Linked DNA regions of Mus musculus: regions 2, 3, 4, 5, 6 and 7 are each linked to region 1. A link is a loop called in an ENCODE intact Hi-C map of the cell type or tissue named here. Cell type or tissue: gastrocnemius. All regions are shown on one strand.

What was found. Peaks named below come from ENCODE experiments on the same cell type or tissue, not always from the same donor. Only the 100,000 strongest peaks of a DNase experiment are listed, where the experiment ranks them.
Region 2: a loop joins it to region 1, with 7 times the contacts of the local background. A loop is called at or near these places in 16 of 42 quality-filtered maps.
Region 3: it touches region 1 in a loop (2.4-fold over the local background); 7 of 42 quality-filtered maps call a loop at or near these places.
Region 4: a loop joins it to region 1, with 10 times the contacts of the local background. A loop is called at or near these places in 32 of 42 quality-filtered maps.
Region 5: it touches region 1 in a loop (2.3-fold over the local background); 5 of 42 quality-filtered maps call a loop at or near these places.
Region 6: it touches region 1 in a loop (3-fold over the local background); 8 of 42 quality-filtered maps call a loop at or near these places.
Region 7: a loop joins it to region 1, with 2.6 times the contacts of the local background. A loop is called at or near these places in 9 of 42 quality-filtered maps.

Annotation. Positions count from the first base shown.
Region 1 is chr15:67,172,658-67,176,657 of GRCm38, forward strand. St3gal1 (ST3 beta-galactoside alpha-2,3-sialyltransferase 1) reads right to left here. Exons shown (of 9, transcript NM_009177.4): 1 at 3,975-4,000. Among named protein-coding and RNA genes, the nearest start is that of St3gal1, 2.2 kb to the right of the region's middle. In gastrocnemius, CTCF peaks have their summits at 2,099 and 3,837; DNase peaks (open chromatin) are centred at 2,107, 2,711, 3,477 and 3,860; H3K4me3 peaks cover 4,000 bases; H3K27ac peaks cover 4,000 bases.
Region 2 is chr15:68,237,588-68,241,587 of GRCm38, forward strand. The region is part of intron 1 of Zfat (zinc finger and AT hook domain containing); the gene reads right to left. Among named protein-coding and RNA genes, the nearest start is that of Zfat, 19 kb to the right of the region's middle. In gastrocnemius, a CTCF peak has its summit at 1,726 (motif pointing left); DNase peaks (open chromatin) are centred at 1,751 and 1,938.
Region 3 is chr15:67,225,067-67,229,066 of GRCm38, forward strand. It overlaps 1700012I11Rik (RIKEN cDNA 1700012I11 gene), which reads left to right and starts at 1,703. Exons shown (of 9, transcript NR_045140.1): 1 at 1,703-2,014. In gastrocnemius, no CTCF peak of the experiment used is centred here; a DNase peak (open chromatin) is centred at 2,037; H3K27ac peaks cover 990 bases.
Region 4 is chr15:67,432,074-67,436,073 of GRCm38, forward strand. No RefSeq gene overlaps it. Among named protein-coding and RNA genes, the nearest start is that of 1700012I11Rik, 210 kb to the left of the region's middle. In gastrocnemius, no CTCF peak of the experiment used is centred here; a DNase peak (open chromatin) is centred at 2,408.
Region 5 is chr15:67,299,758-67,303,757 of GRCm38, forward strand. All of the region lies in intron 5 of 1700012I11Rik (RIKEN cDNA 1700012I11 gene), which reads left to right. Among named protein-coding and RNA genes, the nearest start is that of 1700012I11Rik, 75 kb to the left of the region's middle. In gastrocnemius, no CTCF peak of the experiment used is centred here; DNase peaks (open chromatin) are centred at 2,117 and 2,274.
Region 6 is chr15:66,902,250-66,906,249 of GRCm38, forward strand. The region is part of intron 1 of Ccn4 (cellular communication network factor 4); the gene reads left to right. Among named protein-coding and RNA genes, the nearest start is that of Ccn4, 13 kb to the left of the region's middle. In gastrocnemius, a CTCF peak has its summit at 2,207 (motif pointing right); a DNase peak (open chromatin) is centred at 2,221.
Region 7 is chr15:67,108,753-67,112,752 of GRCm38, forward strand. St3gal1 (ST3 beta-galactoside alpha-2,3-sialyltransferase 1) reads right to left here. Exons shown (of 9, transcript NM_009177.4): 5 at 3,679-3,875; 6 at 2,480-2,659; 7 at 854-899. Among named protein-coding and RNA genes, the nearest start is that of Gm31400, 59 kb to the right of the region's middle. In gastrocnemius, no CTCF peak of the experiment used is centred here; a DNase peak (open chromatin) is centred at 2,043; H3K27ac peaks cover 1,682 bases.

The DNA.
Region 1 (4,000 bases):
ATAGAATAATGTCTAAGATCACTTTTAGCATGTAGACAAGGAGGTCACACTGGTCTCTTTACATCTACTCACAGAAGCCTCTTAGACACTACTATAAATGCACAGTCAGGAGTCAGACCTCATCTCTCAAACCCAGTATTGAGAACTGCTGGCAAAAACTTGACCTAGTGAAAGACAGGAAGTCACTCTGTCAGTGAGAGGGGAGGAGCCTGGGGTAGCACTCCAGTCTCCCCAAGTGGACTAGTTCTGAGGCAGAATCCGAGCAAACCTAAAGGAGGTGGGTACTGTCTTTACGAAGAGGTTTTGCTGTATGCCAGGTGCCTACCAGCAGAGAGCCACAGCTTCTTATTTTGCAGAGAATGAAACAGAGACCCAGGACCCAGAATAGCTTGGGTGGCACGTTGCAAAGCAATTGAGCCTTGGCACTGAGACTCAAAGACAGGCTCTGATGGGGCTCATGTCTATGTTCTTCTGACCGAATTAGAACAGACATGCTCTCGGGTTCTCAAGCCAGTGATGAGGAATGCAGTTTCCATGTGGGTCATGCAACTGATCCAAAAGGGCCTGAGAGTCTGATTCTAGAATTCACGCTAACCAGGCCACCTCTCCGTGCACAAAGCAGTCACTGGGAAGTAATCACTCTAGAAGTACCCCCTGCCAGTTGTTTCACTTCCCCATTTTCATTAACTTACAATCAGCTGAAGTTCAAAGAATACTACGTAGAAAGTTCTAGAACTTTTAAACTGATAAGTTTTGAAGCAACTTGTATTGCTGATTGTTGTTATAATTGCTCTGTTTCATTGCTAGTTATCATTAACCTTTTAACTTTGCTCAATATAAAATCTGGACTTTGTCATAGCACCCCATATTAGCTAGGATCTCGAGTATTTACTGGGGACCTTGGGAAATACCTCTGGAGAAGAGACCATTGTACAAAGACAAGCTGACTGGTAGACATTACATTTTTTCTGTTTTGTTTGCTTTATGGAGACCGGGAATGGCTTAGGATGAAAGCTAAGGTTCAGCTTCTACAAAGTAAAGCTCTGTCCAAACACAGACCCCTTGAGTCAGCAATTCCAGCCAGGTAAAATTGATAGGGGTAGGTATCAAAGGCACACATCTGGAGGCTCCTTCCTGGAGAGGTCTGCCTGACCCTTGTTTATAGAATAGAGTTCCGACAAGACAGGCTGCTTGGTAGGAGGAGAGAGGGACATTTACTTGTCACAAACTCACACTGAGGATCCGGGACATCCTTTTCTTTTAGGCCCATCCACAAACTACTTCCCCAAGGGGAAGGAAGACTCAAGAACCTGTAACATTAGTGACAGCCAACTGTTCAGAGGCCCCAACCTCAGGAGGAGCATGGGAAGGGTGCTGGTAGCCTGCACCTGAAGAATGAACTCAGAGCCATCTACAAATAGCTCAGAAAAAGTCAGCTCGTGCTCACTGCTCCAGAGCCCAAAAAGAGTGGTGCTCACACTCCCGAAGAAACCCCTGTGGTCACGTCAAGCAACACTTCCTGTTTTCTAGCCCCAGATCTGGTCAAAGCCAGTGTGGGGAAGGCCCCGCTAAGTCCAGGCTGTGGCTTTGCTGGCCAGCATGACCTGAACGAAAAAGGCAGGGAAAGGAAATGTCAGAAAGGACAGGGAAGAAGTCCTCTATCCATCCTTTTATTCTTTAGTTGGCTTCTGTTCACGTACATGTATATACACAAGCATATTTTCGAGCCTGTTTGCCCAGTATATGTCTACACACAGTTATACATAATATCTGTTCTTCAGGACTCTTTGGAGTCCGTAGGAATGGCTCCGCTTTACAGATATGGAAGCTGTGGTTTTCAGAGGCTAAGTCATATGTTCAAAGCGAAGTTCTTCATCTTACACCCAATTTTAGGCACACACAGGAGACACAGATGGAGAATTTTAGTTTTTTTTTTTTCTTTCTTTTAGCCAATCATGAAAGTTCAGAAAATGACTAGGCTTTGGTGTTTGGGACAGGAAGGGGAAGTGCAGAGGCGCAGGGGCCCAACCCAGTGGCTTTGGTCACCCTTTCTCACAGCTTAGTTTAACCGCTCTATCCAAAGCAGCCGACAGGGGGCAATGCATCCCTCTTTTTCAAACCTGGGGGCGCTCTGGGCCATCATCCAAGAAAGAAAACCTAGGGACACCGCCCGCAGTTTCCAGAACTGCACACTCTGGTTTAGCAGGGTGGGTGCTCAGCGCTCTCCTGGAAGTCACTGGATGAATTTTAATTTAGTAGCAATCGTGGAAAGGGACAAGGGGCGTCCGGACTCGGGACGCCTTCTAGAGGCCCTTTTAGTGCGCACAGTGTTAGCATCAACTACAAGTCAGAAGCGGTGGCAGAGATCGTCCCCTGATCCTAGCAGTCTTTCTGCTGGGGAGCGCCCCTCACCTGCAGCAGGAAGGCGTGGGCGCTCCATCTCACCACAAGTCCATGGAAGCGTGGGGACCCGAGACAGTGGTAAACTGGGAGAGGACAGGCTTTACCCATTAAACACAGAGAAAGTCTGGCAAATGCCTGATGTAGCAACTGTGCGAGCTTGTTCCTGTCCTGGGGGGTGGGGGGTGGGGGAGGGTCACTAGTGTCTCCGGGAGTCAATCAGCTTCCGAGATGGCTTGACCATCCCAACTCCCACCCACTCGCACGCTTTTGGGCGCGCACATGTCTCTCATGGAGCGCGCCACCAATTCCTGCTGGAGGAAGAAGCTGGCTAGGACCCTTGTGCAAAAGGCTGGAGAAACTCCAGGTTCCAGCAGATGGATGGAGGTTCGGGCACCTTTTCTGAGACTCCACGGTGAAGCAAGGCGAAGGGCCCCACGCTTTACCTGTACTACGAGGCAGGCACCGGGAGACTTAATCCCCTTCTCGAGTTCAGCCGCGCTGCCTCCCGCAAGGTCACACTCAAACACCCACGCGTAGAAAAACGAGGGCTGAAAGTTGCTTGCGCAAAGGTCCGAATCCCGAGCTAATAGTACTCCAACCAAGTCGCTTTGTCCGGTGTCACCATTGCCCACCCCGTGCACATATCAAAGCAGCAGACCATGCCCTGCGCAGGTCACACTACAGAGATGCAGACTTTGCTAACTTTTGTCCCATTATTTCTTGGCAGCTGCGGCGCCTAACGGGTTTGGAGCAGATTCCAAGTTTAGACTTTCCACCGCCACGCTCACTTTGACCACCCTCATCTACCCACTTTCTGACACACCGCTTTTTGCTGTGCTGTCCTAAGCTCCAACTTCTCCCCGAGATCCGAAACGGGGCGGTATTAGAGGTGTCCCGGGGACCAACAGCCTCCTCCCGGGTCCGCGCCTGCCCACAGCTGATCGGGAGACTCCATCCGGACACTGTCCAGACCTCTGGTCTGGAAAACCAACGCTTTCCAAGCGTCCCCAGTGTCCCAGCCCGAGACCTCCGCTTCTCTAGAGAGTGGGGACAATCTGCGCCTGATGGAGTCTCCTACCCGCGGCCCGGGCGGGGATCCACTGCGGTGCTGGGCGCAATGTCACCACGGCCGCTCCGGGAGCCACTGCTACAACTGCCATAGGCTCTTCACTGAGCTCCGGCAGGCTCCTCCAGTAAGTGCCAAAGAGCCTGGAGCCCCAGAGCTGGAGTCTCCTCCCTGACCCGCAGGTAGAAGACCACCGTGGCGGAGACAGAGATCTCTCTCCTTGTGTCTCCCTCTTGGCGCCTAGGGTCTTTGGTCCCATTTCTACTGTTACACCTTTCTAGTCCCTTTCCCACCCCTTCTGTGCCCGGGTCGGGACGATCACCTCAGTACTCAGAGAACACAAGCAACATTTCTCCAGCCCCAACTCGCGAGGGGGCGCCGTCCCTGGGGCACCGGGACAGGGACCAGCTGGGTGCGTACTTACCAAAGCCAGAGACACTCCGGACTTTGGGGGCACTGAAGAGGTTCAGAGAGGTATCTAAGGAGATGTGTTCAGGATACTTACCCAGCCAGCTCAAACCTCACGCTCCT
Region 2 (4,000 bases), 1.1 Mb after region 1:
CAGTGTACTCACATACAAATATAAATAATTCTGAGAAAAAAAAAAGAACCTCTGCATACTGATGGCAACTTCTAACTTCCCTATGCACTTGCACAGGCAAGTGTACAAGCACAAACATATGTGAACACAGATACGCATACATATGTACATACATACAGGCACATCCAGACACACATGTGCACATACACACATATACAACACAAATATACACACATATACAAACACATACATACATACATATATCCATACATACACAAATGTGCAAATCACATGCAAGCACACATACAGAAATATACATACATACAAAGAAATACATATACACGCAAACACACATCTATACACATATACACATCCATGTACACATACAGAAACGCATGCATACATACACATACATACACACTTGAGTTGGTGTCTGAGGAGATGGACAATGAAACAAAACAACAGTGTGTTTCCTGAGGTGGACGTCAACGTCCCTAACAGCTCTGCATTCCTAGAAGTGCTGGGCACCAGACTGACAAAGGCGTTTAGACCAAGTTCAGTTCTGAACGCAGTGACAAATCAAAGGATGTAAACGTTGCCCTGGTGGAAGAGAGCTAGGTGGAGCTCCATAAGGGTCTTTTCCTGTCTTTCTCTCACAGGGACAGGCAAGACTGATAAGAGGACCCAAATGGAAAAAGGAGGAGACTGATTTCCCAGTTGCAAAGTCAACTCAGCTTTGGATTAAATGAGAAAATATACTTCAGACATACAACGTATGTGTATCACAAGTAGACACTCTGGGCATGGTAAGTGCAGACTGCCTAGCCTCCAGGCGGCAGATTCCAGTGCTGCAATGTGTAGGCCAGGTCAGTGTTGACCTAAGTGAGTAGAGGACTCAGGTGAATAGACAGCCAGATGACTAGAAGACCTGGGGAAGTAGAGGACTTGGGTAGGTAGAAGACCTACCTACCCAGAGTTCAGTGTTTTACAACTGTCCATGTACCTTCCACAAGAACAATGCATCAAGATTCCACAGCCCGAGTGCCATCCCAACCTTCCCTGCCAGCCTGGCTGCAGAATAAGATCTATGCTACCTCCAACAGTAAATAATATCCACATACTGCTTCACATCGGTGACTAACTTCATCATCACTGATGTCCTGGGAAGTAGCCAAATTGGTGGTGCTATCACCACCACCACCATCATCACCATCATTATCACCCTCATGACAATCAATACTAGCAGCTGCAGCAGCAATATCACCATCATCCCCACTATCACCATAATCATCGCCACCATCACCATCCCCACTTACAGAAGAGAAGCCTGGGGCTGAGAGGTGTTAACCAGCTGCCAAGGATCTCCCATCGAAATAATAACACCACCAAAGCTTCAACAAAGCCTTCCAAGTTGCCTGCCACATCAGCCGACCTGTGGTGTCAGCGTGCTCTTCTCATAGTGGGTGCTGAGAGGAAATGTGAGTCTTGCTGTCCCCAACCTAACCAGCATTATAATCAAAGGAATAATTAGAACTTAGGAGAGACAGTAGACAGGAGCTGTGTTCCCTGTGTAGTACTACTTGCTAACAGGAAATAACTTGATGCGGATTTACCCTAATCATATATACTTACTAATCTCCGCCCACCACACAGCTTAGGGACAGCTCAAAACCAGGCAACAGTGAACCACCATTCCAGGTGGATAACTTTTCGCAAATATATGTGCTAACATCACCCTCTGGTGGTCATCTGTGGCAATACAACAAAATTTGAAACAAAGCTACCACACTGACTTTGCCAGATACTGTTCGACCTATGACCCTACTTATTAGCCTTCACATTTACCTCATCAAAGAGAGGCATTTGTGTCCACCTGACAATGAGAAGACTAGGCCATGGAAGGTATTACTGGGTCACTCAGCAGGTGGGCACACAGTAGGAACTCAATCCAAAGGCACAATCAAATCCACAGCCAGATGGACTTGTCCTGGCAGGGCAGCGCAGGGGCACCTGGTCAACCCTGGCAGGTGAGTCAGGCCAGAGTCAACTCTGAACAGACTTTCCTCATAACCAGTCACTGCCTGGCCTATTCTTAATCGGCCTGAAGGCTATAAAGCACCATTCTGCAGAGCAGCAATAATGCTAAGCAGGAAGTTCAGCACTGGCGCCCATGTGCACTGATGTGAGGGATAGTGTGGGGGTTTGAATAAGAATGGTGCCCACAGGCTCAGATATTTGAGTGCTTAGGCAGCAGGATGGCACTATTTGAAAGATTGAGAAGGATTAAGAGGTGTGGCCTTGTTGAAGGGAGTTTGTCACTTGGGCTGGGCTTTGGGGTTTCAAAAGAACATGCCAGGCCAAGTTCTCTCTCTTCCTTCTGGATGTAGCTCTCATCTACTGCTCCAGGGCCTGCCTACATGCCACCATAATGATAATAGACTAAACCTATTGTAACAAAATTGTAAGCAAGAACCAGCTAAATGCTTTCTTTCATAAGAGTTGCCTTAGTCATGGTATCTTCCCAGCAATGGAACAGTGATTACTTCAGAAGGAAGATGAGCAAAGCCAGAAAGCCACTTGGGCACTTGGGAGCACTCTGCTGCCATCTGGGGCAGTACCCTTGCCCTCTCAAACAGGCAATGAAACTTCTGCTGCTTCTACTTTCAGCGTGGGAATCGTGGCAGAAACTTGCTGCTCAGGGGCATCAGGTGAGTTATGGGTCGTGGTCTCCACCATTTTCTGATGGACTGCACTATTGATTTCTGCATCGAAGCCTCATGATGCCATGTTCCCACAGGTCTGCTGGGTTCAGGGACCATTCCTGTCTCTGTTAGTGTTTGTCGTGTTTCCCATGGAAAGGGCCACATTTTCTTTTTTCAGTGATTACCCTATTCCGTGTAAATTTACTTCATTGCACAGGGCTCTCACTTTGAGAGTGCTTAAAAATAACTTTAAAATTTTCATGTCAAATTTTACCATGGAAGAAATGTGTATGCATAAAATTATAATGCCACTGTTGGCCCAGCCATAATTATAGCTGATATTGTACATTCCTCATTTTATTTTGTTAATTCAAATTCAGCAGAGAAACGCCTCTGGGATTTCTCCCTGGCATTTAATAAAGCCGTTAACTTTGTGAGCTGTAGAGGTTGGTGTGTGCATCAGCGTTTTCTGAGATGCCTGGTAATCCCACACATTAAAGGTGTGCATTTGTTGAGGCATCAACAGGACTGGGCTGGCATGGTACCTCGGGGGTTATCTGTGGGCAGGGGAGGCTGGTGTCTTGTCTGTCAAAGCTCGCCTTGCTTTGGCATGGTTTTCACAGGCTTTGGATATGGCTAACCAAAGACCAGCTTCTACTTCCAAGCATGTCCAACCAACAGCTTGAGCTAGTCATCGTTCAGATGAGAAATTAGACCTGAAGAGATTTAGAGACTTACATTTTATCTGCCACTGAAGAGATGGTAAGAGTCTCTCGTTTCTGTCTGAGTGACGTCCGTTCTGCTGTAGGGTAGTTTCTGGGCTACAGGCACTGAGGTGTACTGAGCCACATTCCCCTCTCTGAATACACAGAGACTCACCTTGGATGTAATAACTACACCTGCCACCACGGACCCTACAAGGATGTTAGGGAGGTTACTGAGGGAGCAATCAAGTAGGAGATGGAGACACTGCAGGTTAGCAAAGTCCTGATGCTGAAGACAGCAGGCAGCAGTTAGACCCTTAAGTCTAGCTGGCTAGCTAACACTACTGCCTGCTTCCTCACTTGCATGCTCAGTCCCCTGAGATACACACATGTAAAGCGTAAATGTTTGTGCAAATACATATCCATACACTCACACACACAGCAAAAATGCATGCATAGATATATGGGCAAATGAGACACATATGCATACATACATATGCACACACACTGGGGGGAAACAAAAGGCATATGCAATTCAGAAACTACTAGAACAAAACAGCATCAGGGATCACCAGGTAGAAATGGAGGCTATGACTTTCAAGGAGCTGAGAAGAA
Region 3 (4,000 bases), 52 kb after region 1:
GTAGCTGAGATTTCTATTTTCAAGAAAAATGTACACAGCCAAGAGCAAGAATTCCCAACTATTCTGGTTAGTTTTTGTTTGTTTTTGCTAACTTGACACTTGATACAAGCTAGCATTATCTGGGAAGAGGGACCTCAATTGAGAAAATACATCCATCAAATTGATCTGTAGATAAGTCTGCAGAGTGTTTTCTTGATGAATTATTGATGTGGGAGGAACCAGTCACTAGGGGTGATGTCACCTCTAAATCTAGGTGGTCCTGGGAAGTAAAAGAAAGATGGCTGAGTGTGAGTTGGAGAATCATGGGAGTAAGCAGCACTCGCACATGGTTACTGCTTCAATTTGCCCCACAAGTTCTTGCCTTGGCTTCCCTCAATGATGGCTTGTAAGCTTTAAGATGAAATAAACCCTTTCCTCCTTAAGTTGGTTTTGGTCAATATTTTATCACAGTGACAGAAAGAAAACCAAAGCACTGACCATAGCATTGTTGATATTTTGAGTCATTTCATTCTCTGTTGGCAGAGAGGGGCTGTTTGAGGCGTTATAGGTTTTCAACATTGTCCTTACTCTTTCCTCACAATCAAAACTGCCATCTGGAAAATGACAAATGTCAAGGGGAAGAAATGGCCACCAGTTGAAAAGCTTTTTGATCAGAAGTATTGAAGCAGGTAATTTGGTAATGTGGAGAGAGTTCAGTCAGCCTTCTGCCATCCAGGGTTCCGTGCCCACGAAGCCAATCTGCTGTAGGTTTAAAATTGAAAAAAAAAAAGTCATGTGGTAATCCAGTGGAAGTGGATGTGATTGCATGATCCCCTGAAAATGTCTGGAAGTGTTCTCTAAATGTGTTTTCTCTCGGCCACAAGTCAAATTTGTCCTGCCTAGGTGGTGCTTATTGCTCCTGGAATGAAGAGATGTGGAACAGAGACGTATCTCACTTGCAGTTTGCAATGCATATTATTACCCATCCTTATCTGTGATTCCTCTCTCTATGATTTCAGTTACCCCTGATCAACCATACTTTGAAAACACTAAATAAAAAGATTCAGAAGTAAGAAACTCTTAAGGTTCAAATACATTCTGCTATAAACTACCATGGTAATTATTTTATCATTGGTGATAATTGTTATGCTCAAAGTGGGTTTGATTCATAGACATGGCTTCCTTATAGGTTGGTATGAATATGAAAAACAGTATGTAAGGGCTTTGGGATCTCCTGTAGTTTTGGGCACTGAGTAGGAGACTTGGAAAAGATTGTCTTGGGTGATGGGTTAGCACACAACCAGAAACAAATCTTGGCTTCTATTATCCTTTATGGTTTTTGTGGCCCTCTATTCCTACAGCACAAGCCTATGGTGATGATATACCCTTTGTGGCTATGGCTATGCAAAATGAATGGCATGGATAAAAGGCTCGGGGCAGGAACACCATAACAACATATTTGTAATACACAGTCCAAGGGGACACAGTAGCTGGGAGGAGGGCATGTGGAGAACCTGACCTTGCAGACATGATCATTAGCTTAAGAAACCTAGAAGACTAGCTTCTGTCTGGCAATGTGAGGTGTCACTTATGTGATGCTTGTTGTATGCCAGAAGGCCTTCCAAGTGAGATCACAGGCACCATCGCCTTGGATCTTCCCCCAGGTTCTAGAAGGCACATGCCTATTATTAGCAACACTTGAAAGACCAGGATATGGAGGCTTAAAGCAATTAGTCACATGTAAAGTTCACCTGAAGCAGAGTGGTAATTCCTGTTCATCAGATCTCTTTGATGCCAACATCTTCCCATTCAGTGATAGGGTGGATTGCTGGCTGGGCTACCTGTAGGCCTGCTGATAAAAAGATAGCTTCTGCTGGTGGCTGACTGTGGGTAAGAGTCATTCGAGCAAATTGCTTCCCGGAAGCACTGATTCTCTGCAGTTTGTTCTAGGGAAGACTCCTTCCAGCGAGGCTGGCTGGGCAGGCCACACTTGCAAAGGCGATGCTCTGAAATTAGAGGTGAAAGAGGCACGCATGTAAGTCACGTCTGTTCACAAATTGAATTAATTATACTTGGCTGGGGCACAGGTGGAAGGAATCCAACTGGAGTTTGTTCAAAAAGCAAGAGAGAAAATGATGGAGAAGAAATGAAGGCAGTGTCTTGTCGTACAAAATATTTTTAAAAAACCTCGGCACGGGGGGTGGTGGTGGTGGTGTTCTTCCCACCTTAGACCATTTATGTTCCCAGATAAACACACACACACACACACACACACACACACACACACACACACACACAAAAGCTTTATATTTTAGTATGCCTTATGCAACACAATAGCTGGCAGCTGCCTACCCTCCACGCTGTTAGAATCTACCTTTCTATAGATAATCCTAAACTATTAGTCACTATTTATTATGCTCCATCTGAACTCCTCTAAACTGCAACCAGGCAGCCCTCTGGGACACCTTGGCCCCTAGGTCATGGTGGATCTCCTTTCTCATCTCTCACAGGTTCTTTTCCTAGCCCGTGGTGGCTTCTTGCTTCCCATTACTCTTTCTCACAGTCCCAAGTCCAGGAAACCTCAACCTCACTTACATAACCAACAGCATAGAGGGTAGGCAGTTGCCGAGCTACAGTACTGCATAAGGCATATTTAAAAACAAAACGGCTATGTGACACATCTTTCATTTGGGAACATAAGCTGCCAAAGGCAGGAAGAAACCCCTCAATGGAATTTTTTAGATCTATTTTACTACAGTGTTTAGAACAGGGGATAGGAATATGGCAGGGCTCAGGATGGCTGGAGCCAGAGCCTGGATTCCCTATGGCCTATTCTCAGTGTGTTTCCTGGGTGGGAACAGTTTCTATTTTCACCACTCCAACCTTATGCAGCTGCCGTCACCTCTCAAGTTTCCTGATTTATGTTTCAGCCACCATGGAGCCTCATGGCTCATTTTCATTCTTACATACCAGAGGAAATGACTGATTCAGTGGGCTGGGAATTCAGTTCAGTTAACAGAGTACTGGACTGTCATTAGCCCTGGGCTTGACCCCTAGCATCTCAAAGTAGGGCATGGTCATGCATGCGTGTAATCCCGGCATTTAGGAAGATCGGGAGTTCAAGGTTATCCTTAGCTACAAAGCAAACTCAAGGCTATCCGGGGCTGTATGGAAGCCAGTCTTAATGAGGAAATAATAATTTTATGATGTTTGACTCAAGTGCTGTCTGGGTTTGGTGGTACTGTGCTCAAGACAATTCATATAATGCAGGTTGGTGAGGCAGAGGGGTCTCAACGGACCCCTAAGAGTGGGGCAATCATCTCGTTAGAGGCCTAGAACACATATGCCCTGAAGGATGGCTAGATCTGAGGAAAAATAATAGGGAAAAACGTGGAGAGCACAAAGACACTTTTTTCCCCCAAGAGGGGCCAAGTAAGAATTGTCTGGTGTATGGTTCTATTATATATTTTAAATGTCATGTTCTATGTGGTTGAAAGTATTTCACTCACACTAGAATAAAGTACTGTTGACAGAGACCAGTTCTGATTGCCAAAGGCTTAAAAAATGCCTTATATTATAAAGTGCATATGTGTGTGTGTATAAAATTGACACATAACAAATGCTTGCATCTGTGAGTACAAAGTGAAATTTTATCATATGTGTACCATATGCATACATTCAGGGTTCTAATATATTTATTGCCTGAATTGTTTATCATGTTGATGAGTGTTGTTAACATTTCAGAGTCCTCTCTTGGACCTATTTTGAATTACCCGAGTAAGTGTTGTTCACCATAGTCACTCTATCCTATAGGACATTCTAGAAACCTAGTTGCAGTGGTGGGTTTCGCTGTTGGAAGCTGTAGTGACTTTGCAATAACAGATCTTACTTACTGGAGCTTTGATGTTTCTCCATTGGCTCATTTAGCTGATCTCAAATAAATCCAAACTTCATGACCCAGAAGAGGTGACCTGAGGCCAACTGGCCTTTATCTTCTGCCCACTGAAGCCTGGACCCTTAG
Region 4 (4,000 bases), 260 kb after region 1:
AGCCTTGGCAAAATGTTATTTCTTGAGAGGCTCAGCTCCTGGCTGATGCCTTTGAGGACATCATCTCATGTTGATGAGGTAAACCTCATCTTGTGTTGACCTATCTGACCATTGTGTGAATCTGCCAGGTGGTGCATCCACAGCTTGGCCAGGGTCTGTACAAAACAGACAATGATTAGTAACTGAACTGGAGCTGCAGCCAGAATCTACGGAGGAATTGGCTCTCAAAACATCCCATTATCATAGCCTGAGAGGTTATACCTAGTGATGAATGCATTTGCTAAGTAAACCATCATTGGTTCTAGAAAAGCGCTGTCTGCAGTCAAAGATGCTATGGGAAGGAGACCTCCTCAGTCATAGCTGCCACAAAGACTGAAGCCCAGGCACAAGGCTTTCACTCACTAGATGAGATGTGATAAACTGATTATGGTTTCTGTAGCCTTTTCTCCATGAAATGGGCACATGAGTCAGCAGAGATCTACATGTAGTTGGTGCTGGATACATAATTAAATGAAGCCACTGATTGCAACTTACCTGTGCCAGTATCCGGAACACTTATATTTTGAATAAACAAGTAGTGAATGAGTGGATGAATGAATGAATGAATGAGTGAGTGAGTGAGTGAGTGAGTGAGTGAGTGAGTGACTAGACAAGTTCTAACATAAGTAGGTTTGGTAGATCATGATTGTAATGTGGGACATTGAGATGGGAAGATCCTTAAGCGTTCTAGGCCAGATTGGGCTACATAATAAACTCCCAGGTCAACCTCAGCTTAAGAGTAACTATCTCCATGTGACATGGTCAGTCACCAATACAATGGTCAAGTACACGGTGAAGAGGTGAAAGAGAAAGACAAGAGGAGCTGTTTGTTCACTATGAAGAAAGACTAAAGTGGAGACACGAGAATAGTGAGAAACAGCCTGATGTGAGTATCCTGTCCTTGTTGCCAGAGGCCATGGTGATGTTCAGGCCCATGCTGCCACAGAGTATGGGTCCATGACTCTGCATCAGTAGAGGTCTGAGTTGATACTCATGGCCCATGTTACTTCTTAAAGCCATTGGAACCTCTCTGCTCTAGGCTGCTGCTTGGGGCCATGTGGATGTCCATAGATGCACAGAAGGAGACCCTCCTCTCACCTGGGCTGGAAAGCTGGCATTGGTGGTGCAAGTATAGAAGAGCAATTCAGCTACCACCCAGGCCCAGATCCAGGGCTTTGAGTTGGCCTATTCAGATATCGACTCCATCCATAAAATGCTGGAGCTCATGAAGGGACCAGTCCTGCAGAGCCAAAGCTGCAGGTTCTCCGTGACACAGGGTAACGACAGGATATCCAAGAGGAGTCTCAGTGAGGGTACAGTATTGATGATGTAGCAGAAGCCAGAGGCCTTGAAACAGACCAATGACCAATGCCTCATTGCAATGAACATTTTTGCGTGCCCGTGCGCATGTGTGTGTGTGTGTGTGTGTGTGTGTGTGTGTGTGTATTTCAGGTTCTTAATCACCTAAGCAGTATTGGTAAGGGTTCCATCTGATGGAATCAGTCAAATTAGATGTTGGCTTGTTACTCCCAGAAACTTTCTGCCACCATTGCCCTAACATATCTCATAGGCACAACAGTATTGTAGATCAAAGCACTTGTGGCTGGGTTTGTGTTTCTGTGTCTCTTTTGGTAGTGTACAGAGTACTACTGTACTGCAGCAAAGATGCCAGAACATAGGGATTAAGGCTGTGTGTTAGACACCAACTCAACTTCATGTTCCCCGAGTTGTATTGGTGTTGTCTTTAGCTGTCAGTTTGTGGAGAGCCAACTTCTCTTGGCAACAGCCTGGGTTGTGTGCAGGTTCTCATGGAAACCTTTTAACCAACAACTCAATTAGATGTAAGCCAATCATAGTACTGGGAGCTTCATTGAGTGACAGGAGATCTTCACTTGGGGGTCTCTCTCCCTGTTACTTGGATATTTTATTTACATTGTCTTCATATATGCACATATTTTAGGAGGCTTCTACTATAATAGGTTTCCCTTCAAATGGTCCCCCTGTCTTTCCCATAATCCCTCCTTTGTCTCCCTCTCTCCTCCCCCTCCCAAGTTGATTCTCTGGTTCCATCCTTCCCCCCTATCCATCCATAACCATTCCATTTCCCTTACCTAACAAGATCTACCCGTCCTCCATAGTCCCTTAAAAGAATGGAACTTTAAGATGTTTGTATAGGTAGTAAATTCTAGTCAGGCCTTGTTCTTTGAGACTCGGAGAGTCAGTGTATCTGCCCAAACCTCAAGCCAGGACTACAGAAGTAATATGTGCTTTGAATGGATGTGTGACTGACCTAATTGAGGAGGACAGTTAACATTCAGGTGTCAGCTTCCAACTTGTCCAAAGCCTCACTGTAGCCACTGGCCAGAGTGCCTGCTCTCTTGCGCCACCTACTGGACCTTGTGAAAAATCACTGTATAATTGCCAGTGCAAGGCCTGGTGCTAGGTAGTAAAAAGAAAAACCAAATTCCACAGAATGAGGACTCATGGTATCAAACAAAACCTTTAAGGTGAGTCTTCTCTTTTGTGTCAAAAGTGATGACTATTAGATGCATTAGGTGTTTACAAGCTACAGCACCAAACTCTACAAAACATGAGGTCAGCTTTTAAACAATAACTCTTCAGAAAAGATACCTAGCTTTTGGGATTTTTCTGTTTCGTCCTTCTGAAGGAATATCAAACCAACCCCAATGATTTTTTTTTAATTTTAGCTATTTTATGGTTATTCTTATTTATTAATTCTCAATCTGAGGGGAAAAGCAGTTTTGATCACAGTGTTCTGGACTAAAACTTAAAATGATATATTGCTTTAACCCTATATATGCATTCATGCACATATGCATGCATTTTAAATATACATATATACATCTTGATGTGATTTCCATGAGATTTGTGGAAGTTGACAGATAGCAAGACTGAAGAAAGGAATTTTGGTGCATGTGGAATCAGAGCATGAATGAGTCCAGCAGGGATAGGTGGGGTTCAAAGGGGACCACTGACCTCCATTCTGGCCACCTAGTCCACAAAACACATGGTGTGTTCATTTCTTCAAAAAGTATTTACTTTATTCCTAATGGACTCTGGAGAATAGTGACAGCTGCTCTCCTGCTTCACTTCCACTGGCTCTCGGCCCTGACTCTGAACTTACATTGCAAAGAAGTCCCTACTAGAATGCCTTTTGATCTTTCTAGTGATGCCCAAAGGCAGACATCTCTGACCTACCTGGTGACTAGTGGCCAACTCATATGGTCAGGAAAAAATGGAGCCTATGGTTAACCATAATGCCAAGTCTACTGTCACTAATATCACCCAAGTAATCCCTCCTTCAAAGTTCACAGTCACCATGAGTGTAGTTATAATGGTTGATGATGCAGGTCTGTTTCCACCCAGCAGATGATCTGCTGACACTGTGCACTCTTTGATCTTCCTCATAATTGCATATCCTGGACACTCTGCTATCTGATGAAAAAATATTCTGTTTGGCATGTGTTACTGTAGACCCCTGTCAATGTCCACTGAATAAATGAGTGACTATTAGTTACTAGGGAATTAGATAAGTGTAAATTAGTAAAAGAAATGGGTCACCTCCATGTTCACTAGTAAACAGTTTTGGCATGAAAATAAGAACTGAAATTCTAGGGGTGATAAGAAAATATAACTCCTTTGATTGTGTCTGAGATGCACAGTCTCATTATCATATATTTTATATCTTAATATAATTGATCACCTAATTGAATGCCTTTAAAAGTCATACTGTGTTTTTAAGTGCTTTTCTTATGCTTTTAGAAGGATTATAGATTATGAGAACAATGTCCTCAGGACATTTTCTTGAGGTCTCTGTATTCACCCTGTTATTTTTTTCTTCACTAGCATTTTTCTAATTTCATTTCTGTTGCTATGATACATTATACCAACAAAGAGCAACTCTTTTGGAAAAGGGTTTATTTTGGTTTACCCAGGTTAT
Region 5 (4,000 bases), 130 kb after region 1:
TAAAAACATCTCCATGGGGCTATCAAGACGGCTCAGTGGTTAAAAGCATTTGCTAGCCTTGGCAGAAAAGCCAAGTTTGGTTTCCAGCACCCACTTTGGGCAGCTCACAACCATTTGAAATTCCAGTTCCAGGGGATCTGATGGTCTTTTCTGGTCCCTCTAGGTACCTGTATACACATATTCAGACAGATATACATATACATAAATAAAAAGTATATCTTTAAAAGTATTCTAGTTGCATATGCTGTGGTCATTTGTATAAAATCCTAAGGTTTCTGCTAAAAACTCTGAGACCTAGTCAATGAATTCATCCTGATTGTGCAGTACAAGATCACATTTAAAAAATCAAATATATTTCTATAACAATCAATGAATATTCACAGAATAAAATTAAGAAAAACAGTTTGCTTATAGTACAGCATAAAAAGAAGAAATTATCTAGAAACAAATAAAAAGAAGAAATTATCTAGAAACAAATTTACCAAAAACAGTACAAAAATTACATTGTGCAAACCACAAAACACTGTGAACCAAAGTCTACCTAAGTGGCCAGGCTTCTCACGCTCATAGATTGGAGACTTAAAATTCCCAGCCAAGTGGTGGTCCTTCAAGTGGGCTTCATATTAGCCACACACCTCGCTGGCATTGCTATTACTAGTTTCTGAAGAAACTGAACGGATCCTAGAATGAGGTAGAAACCGAAGGACCCACTACATCTGAAACAATCCTGAAAAAAAAAAAGGAGAAGAATAGAGTTGGGGAACTTATGCTTCTGAATTCCAAAATTTGCAGACACCGAGCTGGAGAGAAGCCATGGAGCCTGCCCAGTCATCAAGAGTGTGTGCAGATCAGCAGAAGACAATGAAAGCACAGAGCAGAGCCCTGTCTTGTCTGGTCAGTTCGTTTGCGCCTTAGTTCAACACGGGGAAGAAACATTCTGTTCAACAACAATAAGGGCCAAGTGTCCATCCACATGCAGCACTGTGAAGTTGAACGACTTCCTCACACCACCCACAAACCTTGTTTCAAAATGATTAATAGACCCATGAGAAAGGGCCAGGAGACGGATAAAAAAAAAAAGTAGTATATCTTCATGACCTCTGATTAGGTAAACCCTCCTTAGGCGTGATACCATGAGCTCACACTGAAGAGTAGATAGATTTGGCTTCTTTAAAAATTAAACATTTGTGCTTAGGAATGACTAGTGGTAACTAACATACAGAATGGGAGTTGTCATAAGGAACTTAACAGCATATCGGAGAAAGAGAAAGAACTCTTATAAAGCAATACAGACAGCTAACAAGCACCCAAGAAGAAGCTCTGTACCACTTACTCTAGGCCAGTGTTAAAGATAGTGTGCACCGAGGCACTTGGCTGCACATCCTTGCAGGCTGTAATATACACAGAAGATAAAAATGCCAATGAGGTTTAGAGATACGAGGACCCTCACACATGTCGGCTTGGAGTGTAAAAGGGTCTGGAAGTCCTCAGACTATAAAGTTTCCATATGATTCATTAGTTCCAGCCCAAGGTACACAGCCCAGAGAAAAGAAATTGATGTATACATGAAATCTTGCTTACAGATGCTTCCTGTAGGCTTATTTGGAAAAGTCAAAGGTAGAAAAATGCAACGAAGTATATACAAAGATAGAAAGGTGGATTCTCAGTTATGGGAAAGTGACTTTGCATTTCGGCTCAGCTCCGGAAGAGTGAGCCACTGGGAAGCTCACTCAGCCTCTAAAGGGTTGGATTTCAGTTACTTTCAAAGGCAAACGCACTTGAAAGTACCGAGTTCAGTGGCTTCTTTTGACTGTTTATTTTTTTTCCCTTTTTCATAATGGTGGAGATTCTAGTATTGCTCTACGCACCTGGAGGAGATTAAACAATGAGGTAGGATTGTTAGTTAATTATCAACTCATAACAATGAGAATCATGACAGAGAAGTGGTCTTGCAGACAGGATTTCTCTGTGGTCAAGAAGGTTGGCACATCAAGTCTCCCTTTTCCAGTGCTTGCCTAACTCTTCACAACCCAGCCTGGGAAGGGGAGGCCATGGCAGACAAGGGATTTTCTGGGCAGCTGAGCTTGGCTGGAGCCAACCCCTATGCCTAGTTCCCCATCCACATTTGGGTTTCCCACTGGGTTCAGACTGCTTCTTCTTCATTTTTGGCAGAACTCTTTGGCTCAGAACACAGCATTCTGATAAGTCCAGTCAGTGCTCGGAGTCCTTGGGAGGTCAAAGAGCCTGGGACCCAACCGTCGTCTATGCGGTGACAGCAACCAGATGCTGTTGGCAGCCAGAGCCAGGGGATGAATAAAATGCTAAATGAAATGGCCAGATGCCCAGGGTCCTCTCCTGTTCCTCACCCAAAGAGACAGAGGAGGAAATGCCAGAAGTCCCACCGGTCCTCATTGCATGTGAGGGACTTATTTGGAGGGACACCCTCAGCCAGCATTCCGTGTCTATTCTGGGAGGGGTTGGGCAGAGGCAGCCTGAGGACCAGCTGTTAAGAGAGGGAGGAGTGGGTTGCATGACATGTGGGGTTTCTAGCTTGCAGGCACATATGGAGCTTATCCATCCACTGCAGTCTGATGGAATGCATGGAATAGAGAATGGACAGGATATATAATAAAAGCTTATAGCGAACTATTACATGTTAGGGCTTTCAGTAAAAGCGATCTGTACTGGCTAGTTTTGTGTCAATTTGACACAGCTGGAGTTATCACAGAGAAAGGAGCTTCAGTTGAGGAAATGCCTCCATAAGATCCAGCTGTAAGGCATTTTCTCAATTAGTTATCAAGGGGGAAAGGCCCCTTGTGGGTGGGACCATCTCAGGGCTGGTAGTCTTGGGTTCAATAAGACAGCAGGCTGAGCAAGCCAGGAGAAGCAAGCCAGTAAGGAACATCCCTCCATGGCTTCTGCATCAGCCCCTGCTTTCTGACCTGCTTGAGTTCCAGTCCTGACTTCCTTTGGTGATGAACAGCAACATGGAAGTGTAAGCCAAATAAACCCTTTCCTCCCCAACTTGCTTCTTGGTCATGATGTTTGTGCAGGAATAGAAACCCTGACTAAGACACTATCCAAATATGCAATTGTACTTAATCATCAAAACAAAGTCATTTTACTTTTCTTTCCTTTTGCAAATAAGGAAACCAAACTCACTCACTGCCATGGGCTCAGTGGTGGAGGAGAAGATCGAAGCTACCTCTCATGTTGATCCTGTTCGAAGCAGGAGGTCAGATTCATCCGTGAGGGGTAGAGCTGTACTGTTAGTGCAGCTGGCTATGGATGCACCCAGGAAGGTTAGTTAGCCAGGCAAAGTGGAAGGAGAAAGGATAGTGGCTGGAACAAGGTGGAGTAGGGCATCCTGGACTCTGTTTGTACTAATACTAAATCTTTTTTTTTAATTAGATATTTTCTTTGTTTACATTTCAAATGTTATCCCCTTTCCTAGTTTCCCCTCTGAAAATCCCCTATCCCCGCCCCGCCCCCCACCCCTGCTCCCCAACCCTTCCACTCCCATTCCTGATCCTGGCATTCCCCTATACTGGGGCATGGAACCTTCACAGGACCTAGGGCCTCTCCTTCCATTGATGACCTACTAGGCCATCCTCTGCTACATATACAGCTTTAGCCACAAGTTCCCCCATGTGTTTTCTTTGATTGGTGGTTTAGTTCCAAGGAGCTCTGGGAGTACTGGTTAGTTCAAATTGATGTTCCTCCTATGGGGCTTCAAACCCCTTCAGCTCCTTGGGTACTTTCTCTAGCTCCTTCATTGGGGAACTCATGCTCTATCCAATGGATGATTGTGAGCATCCACTCTATAGAGAGTCCAAGTCATCTCTCTGGAGAATGTGGGACCCAGTGTGGAGGGATGGGCTTATCCCTACCAGGGGCCTATAGTCAGTTGATGGATCACTCAGTCTGGTAGGAAATGGACCTTTTTCCTCAGAGACTGACTTGAATTCTGAGTTCAGAATAAGTTCATATATATTCAGTT
Region 6 (4,000 bases), 270 kb before region 1:
CAGAGGCCCCAGGAGAAGTCCTCCCCATGGTTTTTTCACAAAAGCAAATGAGTTATTTACTTAAAAGCTTTAGAGAAGGTGCTGAGAAACTGGCTCTGTAGTCTGTAGTAATGGGCACTCACTTCTCTTCCAGAGGACCAGAGTTTGGTTCCTAGAATCTGTGTCCAGCAGATCATGACCCCTCTATGATTCTAGCTGGAGGGGATCCGATACCCTCCTCTCATCTGTATGAGCATATGAACACACGTAGCATACACACAGACACACTGACACACACACATATATATATATATATATATATACATATACACACACTAATAATTGTTGTTGTTGTTATTATTATTATTATTATTATATAAAACATTTTTTCCTAAACCTTAGGGCAGAGAAGAACTTGATCCCTTCCCCTGACTCCTTAGGTGACCTTCTACAGACCAATTGGCAGATCACTTAAGACTCTCTAAGGGCCCCAGTTCCTCACCACTCTGAGGAAAATCAGCAGGCCCACTTTGTAATTTGTTAGACAATATGTGAGCTGGTGTATATTCACGTGCTGCAGGGAACCCTCCATAAATATTAGCTGTAGAGATCTCAGAAACCTGTGTGTTTACTCATACCACAAAACAGGGGAGTGGCAAGAAGGTAATCCTGCCCTTAAGAGTTCAAAGTTCACTTGAGGATATAGATTGAACTCATCATTTCTGCTGATAGGGGCTTACTGACACCTACTATGTGCCCAGCTCCTTCTGCCTGGTTGAGGCAGATGTCTCTTGCCATGTCTGTTGCACTACACACCTTGGGCTGGTTGGTCCATGGCTTCAGAGCAATCCTCCTCTCTCTTGCGTCCATCTCATTATCGGAGCTATAGGATTAGAACTGCGTGCTGCCATGTCTGTCTTTTACACGTGGATTCTAAGGGGTGGAATTCAGGTCATCAGATTTTTACTGGCTAAGCCATTTCACCAGCTCCTGAGCACCTCTTGGTTGCCTTCCGAGATGGTTCTTGAGTGAGTACCTTTTAGCTAGTTTCTTCCATCAGGAAATTCTCCCTCCATAGACCATCATGGGGGAAATGCTAAGTCCAACAGATCTGAGTTCTAATCCATGTTCAGAGGCAGATAGGTACTCTAGTCATCTCACTGATCTATGAAATAATATGTCCATCTCCATGCAGAAGATGAGGTAGTCTGAGATCTTTACTAGGCTCATCTCAAGTGTCCCTGGGCTGGTAGCCCTCAGTAGACAGACTAACTAGAGACTAGACTTAGCCTTGGGGGGAAGTAAGAATGCCACTTGCAGAGGAGAAAGCCAAGCCTCAGACAGAAAACCCTCGTGCCACGGGAATGATGATAAACGAAGGCTTGGCACAGGGACTCACTGTGATTTACTCCAAGTCTAGACCTTCCCCGAGCATCTCCCACTAAAATCTCTCAGTGAGTGAGGCATTTGGGACTACTCTTGGCCGATGCACTCTATAAGCATCAGCAGCCAGCCAGCCTCTGCCTTGTCAGCCTCTCTGATTTGCACACATGCTCCTGCACCCCAGGCACTGCACGCCACCAACTTTGCCTTGCGTTCCGGCTGCTCCATGTACTTCGGTCCCCTACCCTCCTTCCTTATTGTGGGTCCATTCTTGCTCTTCCATCGTGGTTTCCACAGCTTTACCACCTCCTGGAAGAAGTTGGCCCCACTCTGTACCCCCACCACATTTTTTCTTTCTACTCCTGAAATCGAGTACATCTGTTTGCTTCCCTCTACTGTGTCCTCAGCACCCAGCACAAAGCTAGAGCTGTGCTGAGTAAACAAAATGAATAAGTAACATCACTGTAGTGCTTATCACCTTGGTTACAGTTATCATGTACAAATCACCATTGGTTATGTTAGTGAGGAGAGTGACTCTATGCAATGCTGCTTCCTTCAACCCATCACAGAGCCTAGCACACAGTAGGTGTTTGGTAAGTATCTGTAGATTCATTATCCAAAGAGCTGGTGTGAATTTCTCTGCCCAAACAGCCTTTTTTTCAGGGGCAAAAGTTCCCTGTGTATGTAACCGAGGGTTATCACTGGGAGTCTGAACTAATCACTGCCCTGTAGTCATACATCTTGGATATTAAAGCTGGGCAAGACATCAGGAATCAGGCAGCCATACATCAAAGTCTGGGGGAGCCTGCGGAGCTCTTGCTTAGGTGAACTGGAAGCCTTGAGACCACTAGATGGCACCAACAGCTAAGACTTGGTCCAAGGAAGGTTTTGCCCATCCAGTCACTGTCAGGCAACCCTTCCTATATTCCTTACCCAGATGCCTGGGGGCCTCTAGGCAGGTACCAAGAAAGAAGGCTGCCTATTGAGACTGCTTACCTGGGATAAAGGGATGAGGCCGCTGATGTTCTCATAGAGTCTGGTGCACCAGCTTCTAGCTGTTCAATGAGCAGCACAGGTTTGGGGAGGGATGCTCTAAGTGTTCTTCATATGCTAAATCCCTGTGTTTCCACACTGAGTAGACCTGTTCCTACATAACTGCTCTCAAAGTGACATCTTGTACCCAGTTACAGACTTCAGAGGGGCTGATATGTGTTTCTAAACCCACTTGGAAACACCCCCATCTAACCCTCTTGGACTCTGTATTCTTCTTGAGTCCCAAGCTTAACCCTGAGAGAAGAGATTGATTCAGAATATGATGTCAAGTAATCCCACAGCACTTTTATCCCTCTGCAAGTTGAAACCTAGAGAACCCTACACTGTGCACTGTGCACTGTGTGTTATATTCAGGTAGAGAGAGAAACAAAACCCTAACAGAAAAGCCACTGTGTCAAGGCAGCCTGTTGCTCCATGCACACTGCAAGCATCTAGTAACTAAGAACTCAGAGTGGCATAACAGGTCATAGAGAGTAGGGACATTTATCTCAGACATAGAGAAGATGCCTTGAGGCAAGGAAAGGATGCACCAAGCTGAGCCCTAAATTAATCCTGGAAGTGATATGTCTGGGCCTCAAATAGAGGCTATGGGCAATGCAGGCTGACCAGAGTCACTCTGTAAGCTTCTAGGCCTTCTTTTCTTTGCATCAGTATCTATGCACTTGTGATGTTCCAGGACCAGGACCTGCAGGTCAGATTAATGCAGTAGTTCATCTCTGCTCCTTTTTAGCCAGAGCTATTCCTGGTCCAAACTACAGAGAGCTTCTTTGCACTTTCCACGGCACCCAGAGCCTTATGCTATGATTCATAACTTCTAATGCTTGTCTCTCCTATTATGTTGCATAAGCTTCATGTACAGGATCCTCTCATTTTTGTCTTCTCTGGCATGTAGAGAAGGCTACATGCTAGCTCTATGAACATCTGTTTAATGGCTGAAACAGCCCAGAAGGAACATAGAGGGGGTGCAGGGGAATCCCTCTCCCCTTCAGACCTCAGTTTCCTCTAGTGCAGGGTGAGGTACTCAGATGGGGCCAGGAAGGCAGTCATCCAGGTTGGGATGTACATGGATTACAGAGATACAGGCATCTTTGAGGAGTTGTGCTTAGATACCAGAGTCCTTCCACCTGCCTGCTATCCAGGTGAGAGGCCCTGTCTCAAAACAAAAAACAAAAAACAAAAACAAAACAAAACAAAACCAAAAAAACAAAAAACAAACAAAAACAAAAACAAAAACCAAGGTCTGTAGCATTGATTAAAAAAAGAGCTGAGGATGTCTTCTGGCCTAGACACACACACACACACACACATACACACACACACACCCACACACACACAGAGTTATCTGATTCCACCAGGTACAGAAGACTCTGTGAAGGAAGAGTTTGGAGTCTGCATAGCCCAAATCCAGCTCTCTCTCTCTTCCATAACCCAGTGCCACCACAGGTACTATTGGGACCATGGAGACACCAAGGAAAGAAGGAAGCCAAGATGGACCAAGGTGGATACTAGGCCCCAGTACTTCACTGGCTGAGAATTGTTCTGATTCCTCTGAACTTTGAACTCCTTGATCTTTCTGGCTTTATTG
Region 7 (4,000 bases), 64 kb before region 1:
ATGCAAGGCTTTCCTCTTCGCCTAATGAAGTCACTAGGGCTCAGAAAGGCTAAGCAGCAGGTTTAGTGTTACACATCCAGGGAGGTCTCCCTGTGACAGGCATGGCCTTGGTTTTGACCCCTGTGGCTGCTTTGGGGACAGTGAAGGGGACTTTGGGAGCAACAAAGGATTTAGGCAGGTCTCTGGAGGGCTCTTTGTTTCTCAGCCTTGCTTCAGGTTTACTGGGGTCATAGCAGAAAGACCCACTCTAGAAGATGCCTGTGGCTTCTTTCTGGGACAGTGGTGCCCAAGGCCAAGGTCAGCATGTCGCAGGCACACAGGGACTTCATCTAGTCCTAGCATGATCGAGGTAGGCTATGTCCCTGGGCAAGTTACTGGCCCTCTCTGAGCCTCCTCAAGTGTGACAGTATATGGTGGGGTTTTTGCACTGTTTTTGCTTTTGCCCAGGACTGGGCCAGTGCAGAACAAAGACTCACTGGAAAGGATAGGGTGAGAATAGAGAGAGAGGGGAGTGTGGCTTTGAGAAGCTTCCAGGAACAACTCAAAAACAAAACAAAACAAAACAAAACAAAACAAAACAAAAAGCCAAAATACCCAACATCAAAGCTTATATTGCCTTCACCCTCCAGGGTGCTACCCTGGGTTGGCTGTAGTAGGTCTGGGTACTCCTAGAGGGTCATGTTTGTGGCAAGTTCCCAGGTAGTTCTGCTATTCTGGAGATGCACTTTGGAGACCTGTCCTTAGCAGCAAAGATGCCCAGGGCCTGGGCACTCTGTGTGGCCCAGTGCACCATCATAGCACCAAATCTTGGAAAAATCAGGGCAGAGTAGGAAGGTCCCAAGCTGCCTCTTACCTTCTCTTGTTTCACTTTGATCTTCGGGGGCACGGGGACATAGGTGCTGCAGATGGGAAAGAGGAGGTATTTAAGGTATTTAGTGTGGAGAGTGACACAGCCAGTGTGGTATGGGTAGGGAGGCTTAGGCCCCGAGAAGCCATTTTCCTGCCCCAGCATAGCTCCTTCTCCAGCAGAACCATCGGGGTGTGACTCTAGATGGTTTGAGAATGTTCTACGCCAACCATTGGACTGAGCTTGGGAGTCCCTGATTGGAGAAGGGACTGAGGGGGTTTGCAGCCCCATGGAGGGAACAACAGTGTCAACAGGCCAGACCCCCTGGAACTTTCAGGGACTGGACCACAAACCAAAGAATACACATGGAGCGACCCATGGCACTGGCTACATAGGTGGTAGAAGATGGCCTTGTTGGACATCAGTGGGAGGAGAGACCCTCAGACCTGAGAGTATTCGATGCCCCAGTGTAGGAGAATGCCAGGGCAGGAGGATGGGAGTGGGTGGGTGGGGGAACACCCTCATAGAGGTGAGGGGGTGGGTGGGGGGTAGGGGGGTTTCTGAAGTGGAGACCTGGAAAGGGGAAACATTTGAAATGTAAATAAAGAAAATATCCAAGAAAAAAAAAGAGAGAAAGTTCTATGGCTTGATGGGCCAGAATGGAGACTTGCTATGAGCACAGCCTTTCAGAGGCCTAGGAATATTTGACTCCATTCTCCAGAGCCAGAACATCTGTGCTCAGTAGTGGGGCTCAGGCTGATGCTGGGGAACTGACACGGGTGACCTATGGCTGTCTCTAGCTCATGCAAGCAGACATGGGCTGTAGCATCAAGGTTTAAAATGCACTACCACATGGAATCTAACTTGTGCAATTTAGGCTCTCCATGCTGTAGAGTATCAGGGGAGAATCTTGAGCCAGCTGCCTGGCCCAATCTCTTGCTGAGCCCTTCCCTTGCACTCTTTACCCTGGAGGCACGGAGTTCTTGGAACCCGTAGTTCTTGACTCTGGCTCTGCCTCCTGGGAGACCAGGGCTAGGACTAGGAGTTACGTGGACATCTGGAAATGGAAGCCACTCCCCTTTGAGAAAAGTCAGGGACCGAGGAATTAGACCCAGATGGTTGCATGGGCTCTGGGTCAAGTTCACTGTTGGGCAAGTGGTTTGGCCCCTGCTATGGTTGCTCCCTGGAGGCCAGAGCTAATGAGAAGCACTGCTGGGAGGATCAAATGAGAGATGCTAAGTTTCAAATGATAGGCGCCATGCCTGAGGAGCAGATGGCAGCACTTACTGTTGGAGAGCCAATCGTTGACTTAGCCACAAAGTATGCACTCAGCAGCTCCTGCCTGTTCTATGCTGCAAAGGGGGCCCCCAGCACTGAGGAGCAGCAGGGAGCTGCCACATGCTGAGTCCTTTCCTGGGGTTCATCTAAGAGATTCCAGAGAGTTTGAAGGAAGCAAACTATAGCACAAAGTTTGGAGTATGGATGATGCTAGGAGGTGAGGGGACCAGTCAGTTAGGACCTGTCACATATGTACCAGGAGGCACGGGGAAGAGGAACCTTACGGAACAGCCCAGCAGGAGTGATACGTTGTATGAGACAGCTGGACATAGGGCAGACCCTAGAGGAACTCACTGAGTGATGGTGCCTGTGGTGGTGGCGCTGATCACCCACTGCAGGTCGGTGGTCTTGAAGGGGACCAGGACCATGTTGACATTCTCTCCCAGCTCCCGGAAGCTCTCAGGATACACGAGATGGTGGGTGGTCCGGCTCCCAACGTCTGCCTCAAAACCCACTGTGGGTGCCTTGTTCATCCTGGGAGAGGAGAAAAATAGGGTACTCAGTAAGGATGCTGGAGTTGGAGTCACCTGTGTGGTAACTGCAGGTGACTCCCTTCTTCCCTAGGCTTCAGTTTCTCCGTGTGTACAATGGGAACCTTGTAGACATAGGCCAGACAGACCTGGACGAGCTGGTTTGAAATCCCAGCTACTTGGAAGGCTCGGCCTGGAGGATGGTGAGTTCAAGGGCAGCCTGTGGTGTGGGAAGTAACCAGGTCAGAGGAAGAAAGCTTGCCTAGCATGCATAGCCAAATTCCATCCCTAATCCAGCAAAACAGAGGCCAAGGCATTTAGTTATTTATTTATAAAAGCAAGTTGGGTGGGTCTTGCTCTCCGATCATTGACCACCCATGTCGTGGGTAACCTAGTAGGTGTGCCTTTTTCGGTATCCAGATAAGCTGTCTACCAAACGATAGCTTTGAACTCAGGTCTGCCTGACCCTGAGCCTGACTCTGCCTCTCATCATGGCCATCCCCTCAGGATACTAGGTACACTGAGAGCCAGGAAAGGGGCCTATGGACATGAAGTCAAAGACACAGAAATAACATTGTTCTAGATTCTAGAAGATACCTGGGTGGGGGGGGTATACTGAGTCCCACCTCTAATTATGTTCTCTGTCCCAGAACATTCTGAGTATGGATTACAATAAACTCAAGGGAGGTATGGTCCTTTTTCCTGAGATGACAATTCCACTTGAGGACAGAAGAAGCAAAGTGGGCATTAAACGCTTCTGGTTCAGGGTCTAGATTGAAAGCTGAGGGCAGATCTGAGTCACAGAACCAGACTTCAAATTTTGCCATGCAATAGATCTTAGGTACCAAGTCCCCCAGCCCATTGAAAATCTCTAGCAACACCCTCTATTATAGTCCACCTTGGTAAGAAAAGATGAAGAGACTAAGACCCAGAGGGCGGCCAGCCTTGAACCTTGGCCTTTTGAGCTCAGCCAAGGTGTTTCACACACTTCTGAGGAACTGTGGGCTCGGGTCCAGTGTTCACCTCAGCACAAAGTCATGGCTGTCGATCTCAGGCCCATACGAGGAGTCCTTCAGGTTACCGGAGTTTCCTACAACTGCACAGCGTCGGCAGCCCACCAGCCTCTTGTTCAACATAGGATCCACATTGCCAGGCACCAGGCGAAACAGTTCCTTGACGGTGTCGCTCAGGTTGTTGGGTTTCCTCTCCCGCTGGAGCCTCTGGGGGAGAGAACAGAGGGAATGGCCAGTGTGGCTCCACTGCCTCTAGCTGAGCACGCTGGCTCCCTGGTCACCAAACCCAGCTATTAAATGTGAAGACACAGGTGACTGCCACCCCCATCCCA